2 separate regions of the Mus musculus genome follow, and region 1 is linked to region 2. A link is a loop called in an ENCODE intact Hi-C map of the cell type or tissue named here. Cell type or tissue: gastrocnemius. All regions are shown on one strand. Each heading gives the region's core, and the rest is flanking DNA. Links, peaks and the distances in the headings are about the cores only.

Evidence for each region. Peaks named below come from ENCODE experiments on the same cell type or tissue, not always from the same donor. Only the 100,000 strongest peaks of a DNase experiment are listed, where the experiment ranks them.
Region 1: a loop joins it to region 2, with 2.8 times the contacts of the local background. A loop is called at or near these places in 1 of 42 quality-filtered maps.

Annotation. Positions count from the first base shown.
Region 1 is chr4:155,868,035-155,870,946 of GRCm38, forward strand. Cptp (ceramide-1-phosphate transfer protein) reads right to left here and starts at 1,406. Exons shown (of 3, transcript NM_024472.4): 1 at 1,133-1,406. Ints11 (integrator complex subunit 11) reads left to right here and starts at 1,533. Exons shown (of 17, transcript NM_028020.3): 1 at 1,533-1,686. The coding sequence starts at 1,659. In gastrocnemius, for the core only: a CTCF peak has its summit at 1,612; a DNase peak (open chromatin) is centred at 1,495; H3K4me3 peaks cover 2,347 bases; H3K27ac peaks cover 1,988 bases.
Region 2 is chr4:156,100,229-156,103,140 of GRCm38, forward strand. No RefSeq gene overlaps it. Among named protein-coding and RNA genes, the nearest start is that of 9430015G10Rik, 8.3 kb to the right of the region's middle. In gastrocnemius, for the core only: a CTCF peak has its summit at 1,626; no DNase peak of the experiment used is centred there.

The DNA of each region.
Region 1 (2,912 bases), core at 168-2,667, 230 kb before region 2:
TTTTTACAGTCACTCCACAAACTTAAGTCTCCACACTTACTTGCTTATTTATTTATTTACAGTTGTGGGAACTGAACCTAAGGGCCTCTTGTATGCTGGACAGGTAATAGCCTAGGCAGGCCTTTAACTTTCTTTTTTAATTTGTTTTTTCAAGACAAGATTTCTCTGTGTAACCCTGGCTGTCCTGGAGCTTACTCTGTAAATCAGGCTGATCTTGAACTCAGATCTGCCTGTCTGGGATTAAAGTGCTGGGGTTAAAGGTGTGTGCCACCATGTCAAACTAGGCCTTTTACTTTCAATCTTTCTGCTTCCCGAGTAGCTAGAACTACAAGTTTGTGCCACTAGGCTCCTTTTGTGTTCACATGTTGGATGGGTCACTCTAAGCACCCAGTCCCTACCTTTCCTGCTATCTTAACAGCCTTGCCTTGATGTCCAGGACCAACTCTGTGGGATGTGGCTGCATTACACTTATGTCCAACACTTACCACCAGTCCTGGAGATTCTTGTGGATTCCTGCCTTAACCTCTGTACCATCAGGCCTTCAAAAACCCACCCCTATCCAGTGTGCAACGTATCTGTGTGCAAGTTTTTTCTTTCCTTCACACAGTCCTAGGTCTCAGTCCTTCAGCTCTGGGAGTGTGGTCTACATGTCTCCCCGGTCCATGTAAATGGTGACAGGGCCTCATGGGTTGGACTGGATGCCTGTCGCAAGTTCCAGACTTAGGAGATGGGCTCACCTTGTGTTTAGGTGTCAGGGACAGCCCCGCCTGGGCCTCAAAGTTGGCGACGCCCAGAATCTTGCGATACACCCTCGGCCTGTTTGCTGTCCCGTGGGTCAATAGTCTCTATGCCGCCCCCCTCACCCCAGTTCTTTTTTGGCCACCTAACAATCCTGCGGCCAGGCCTTCCTGCCCAGAGCCTGAGCCAAGTAGCCTCTTAGAACTGTCCGCGGTAAACCCGGAAAGAACAGGAAGGGAGAGCAGCTCGCCAGCTCCCGGAAGGTGATCCAGCTCCCTCTGATGATCAAGCTAAACAGGATGGACAGCCGGGCAAAGGCCCACAAGCTGGCACCCAGCATACACCTAGGCGTAGCAGCAAGCCAGGGTGGTGCAGAGAAGTCTACAAATCTCACCTGAGATGGGTTCCGATGGTGGGGGAGTGGTGGTCTCTACTCCCGCGGAGGGCAAAGGGTGCAGCAGAGGCCAGCGATGGGGAGGGTTGATCAAAGCTACAATTAGGCTGCTGTGGGAGACGATTCTTTGCCAGTCCGCCCCGGTGGTGTACAGAGACGTGGCTCTGCCGCCTGGTTCACGTCAGGTAAGGGTCCCCGTCCCCATGCTTTCCCCTCAAGCTCGGAGCCTGCGGTTGAGCAGAAACCTGGAGCTGCAACCCAAAGTCCAGCCTCTGCCCCGCCCTCCGCTGCCCCGCCAGCCATCCCAATTGGTTGCTGATCATCCAATTAGAACTCGACATATCCGCCTGCGTTTCCGGCGCGAGGGCAGGAAGGGGGCGGTCTCGGCGGTTGCGCCTGCGCGCAGTGCGGAGGGACTCGCCGCGGCCGGGCGTCTGATGTGAGCGCGCGCGGGGTCTGCCTGCGGCTCTCCTGCGGGCGGTGCACGCGAGCCGTGGAGCCGTGGTTCGAGGCGACCTCCCTGACCATGCCCGAGATTAGGGTCACTCCCTTGGGTGAGTCCGAGTCCTAAGCATCTTCCGCGGCGTCCGGAGAGTCGGATGGGTCCCTTCATCTCCGTAGCCGTTTGATCATCTGCTCGTCCCAGGGAGCGGAAGCCGGAGTAGACAGTTTCAGAGCCAGTGCCTCCCTTTTCTCTGTCTGGCACGGGGGGTCGACGAGATGTGGGTTTGATTCCTGGTCCTAGAGCTCGATATGAGTCACGGAGGGCCAGCTTCTGTACCTGGGCTGCTTACGATGGTCGTGAGGTGAAATGAGCCTCGCCTGTCGGTGGTGTTGAATCCAGCACAGAAATCGTCCTGGCGACTTTCCGCTCCTGCATTTGGACGGTTGTTTCAAAGCCCCTCTTACTTCTGCTCACCACCACTACCACCACCACCACCACCCCCAAGCGCTTCTTCATGTTCAGGTTGCTTGCTATCCTTCAGATCAGTAACCAGTCTTTGTGTCTGGTCTATCCCGAATTGTTAAAAGTATATTTGTTCATCGTAGAAAACATAGATCTAGACCTCTAAGATCACCAATAGCATAGGATGGCTGTGAAAGAGAAAACAACCGTTTGAAATCTGGGGTTTCGCTGGGCGGTGGTGGTGCACGCCTTTAATCCCAGCACTTGGGAGGCAGAGGCAGGCGGATTTCTGAGTTCGAGGCCAGCCTGGTCTACAGAGTGAGTTCCAGGACAGTCAGGGCTACACAGAGAAACCCTGTCTCGAAAAACCAAACAAACAAAGAAAAAAACCTGGGGTTTCAGAACCTCCCAAATGTCCCTGGGTTTTACTTCCTGCATGTGTGCAGGGTGTGGGGAGCACTTTCCTATTCATGGTCCCGGTCTCTAGGTCATCTTGGCTAAAACTTCGAGTCTTCTCAACTCACTGCATCACAGGGCCTTAGCAGACGCAACTTCTCATACTGTTTTTTTGTTTTTGTTTTTTTGTCTTGTTTGGTTGGTTGGTTTTTCGAGACAGGGTTTCTCTGTGTAGCCCTAGCTGTCCTGGAACTCACTCTGTAGATCTCATACTGACTAAATACTAATTAGCTTAAACGATGAAGCATATTCATTGACCTGGCTCCCCAATGCCCCCTACCACCACTGGGAAAGTTTTGTTCTCTGCCACAGTTCTGAAATTTTTGGAACAGCTATTAAATCCCCATGTAATGTACTCAGTGACTTATTGCCTCTTCCCCCTACCGTGTAATTCTGCTCTATTCAGGGATGTGTGGT
Region 2 (2,912 bases), core at 293-2,792:
GGCCAGGAATGAGGAGTGGGTGGGTTGGGGAGCAGGGGGAGTGGGGAGGGGGTTTTCGGAGGGGAAACCAGGAAAGGGGATAACATTTGAAATGTAAATAAAGAAAATATCTAATTAAAAAAAATAAAAACCAAAATCATATCAAAAAAGTCTCTCCAGGGTTATTATCTTGACAGAGATTCATATTCCTTGAGCCCAGCCCCCTGGTCCTTCACACTGATTAGCCAGTCAAGTCAAGTTGGACGTGGTGTTTTTACTTCCAATTTATAGGGTGATATATAGTCCCCACCAATGTAAGGGATAAAAGACACATGCCATCTTGTCTGTGTGTGCGTGTTAGAAATAAGTCCCAGGTCGCAAAGAGATTACCATCCTAACTGAAGTGTCTGGACAAGGTGAACTTTACTCCTGATCAGGAGAGGGTGTGCTGAGGAAGAGTAAACACACAGCCGGACAGGAAAAAGGAAGTGTATTTGGTTTTTATTCTAACTTAGGGTGTGGTTGAGCCTTTTCTACCTCCTTCGGCTGGAGTCAGACCTTGCGATCTTATTCAACTGGATAGCTGAAAAGAACTGGTACACAGGAAATGGAGAAAGTGGAAAGGGATCACTGCTCCTAGGAGAAAAATGTCACTGTTCCAGGTCATCACATTCCTAGAGTGAGCCAGGGGGCCTTTGTGTAAGCAAACGTTGTAGTGGGTGGGGAGGATTAAAACATTGGCCTAAAAGTCTTACAGAATGGGAGACATAAAGATTTTTTTTTAAAGATTTATTTTATTTATATGAGTACACTGTAGCTGTTTCTAGGCACACCAAAAGAGGGCATCAGATCCCTTTATAGATGGTTGTGGGCCACAATGTGGTTGCTGGGAATTGAACTCAGAACCTCTGGAAGAGCAGTCAGTGCTCTTACCTGCTGAGCGATCTCACCAGCCCAGATTATTCTTTTACAACAATTTGGCAGCTTCAGAAGGATCCTAGGATTGAAAGTGTATTAGCAATGTGGAGAGGACCCAAGAAGATACCACAGAGACCAGGAGTCTCCTGTGCACGTGGCCAAGATAGACAAGGCAAAGAAAGCATTGCACTCTCTCTTATCCGACCTCCAGGATGACCCAATCACTTCAGCAAGGAAAAGTAAATAAGAAGTATCACTAACACAAAGCAAATATGGAGTCCTGAGTGCTGTGGGTACCCTTGGTGACTTCTGGTAAACCTGTTGCTAAGAAGCACCAATCACAGAATACTGTCCCATGAGAGAACTGGTTGGAGGCAGACAAAGCACTGAAAGTCAGAGAGCAAGAAACCTCCATTATGGTACCATTGGGGTTGAGACACTTGTTTCACTCTTACAAAGCCAAAATGGGAACTGGTAAGAAGAGTTCTAAGATTCGGAAAGGCCCCAAGGGTCCAGGTTAGTTAACCCAGTTGGTCTTCCTGTGGAGTTTCTATCCTCTTCAGGCCCAGAGGCTCCTCCCACCGTGTTCAATATTCACAGATCCCATTTCAACTCATTTCTTTCTCAGGTGGGGAAAATGATGCCAAGGTTCCATTTTCCTTCCCCGGTTTTTTTTTTTTTTTTACCTGTGCTCTTAGAGCAACAGCACCACCTATGGTAAGCACACTTTCTATTTCTCTGACTCCTGGGCTCCCTTTCCCAGCAACAGCCTGTTTCTAGGAGCTGACGGGTGGTCAAACATATCCAGATACATTGATTGGTATTCACAATTATAATTTGTGGTAAGACATATGAACTCATTTTTCTTAGTTTGAAACCACAGACTGTTTTGCTGTTTTTTTGTTTTTGTTTTGTTTTCTTTTCTTTTTCAGTCCTACATGTCTAAGCCATAGGTACTGTATCTCCATGCTTACACAATTTAGTGTCTTTTTTTTTTTTTTTTAAGGAAGGGGGAATAACTCTCCATATTTAATCTGCAAGATGCATTAATTCCAAAGGAACTTTTGCCCTGATGTAAGATGGGTTCATTTTATCATAGACTTGAGTTTACTATAAGCAAAGAGTAATCATGTTGCTTTGGTAATGTCTTGGCTGGTGACGTCATCAAGATGGAGACAGCTTAGCCGGGCATGGTGGCGCACGGCTTTAATCCCAGCACTCGGGAGGCAGAGGCAGGTGGATTTCTGAGTTCGACGCCAGCCTGGTCTACAAAGTGAGCTCCAGGACAGCCAGGGCTACACAGAGAAACCCTGTCTCGAAAAACCAAAAAGATGGAGACAGCTACATAGTTTTCCTACTATCTTGCTTTGTGGCATCATCAAGATGTCAACAAACATGACTTTACCACCTTCTTGCACTACATGCTAATGTACTACATGGTATAAGTCAAAATCGTAGCACCCATAAAATTTCCCAGTACCACTAAACCTTCAGGGGATTGACACACACCTAGAGTTTCTGACAACACAAGCATTTAGTCACGTGTCCTGATCCTCTTTTCCCAATTAGTTTCTTTTTGATTTTTCATCTTCCTGAATACCTAGTGGGATCGTGGGACTGAGAGGCCAAAAGAATAGACTGCCAGATGTTAGGCCTGGTACCTAGAGAGAAGAGAAACTCAATTCTGTTCACTTCTGAGACAGATTGAACATACTAGGCTTGAATCAAGAAAGAACTTTGTTGGGCTGGTGAGATGGCTCAGTGGTTAAGAGCACTGACTGCTCTACCGAAGGTCCCGAGTTCAAATCCCAGCAACCACATGGTGGCTCACAACCATCCGTAAAAAGATATGACTCCCTCTTCTGGTGTGTCTGAAGTCAGCTACAGTGTACTTACATATAATAAATAAATAAATCTTTAAAAAAAAAAAAAGAAAGAAAGAACTTTGTTGAAAAACAAAAAGTAGCTGACCAGTCTCTAAAACTGGTACTAAAAAGACAGGTGTCCTCTGATGT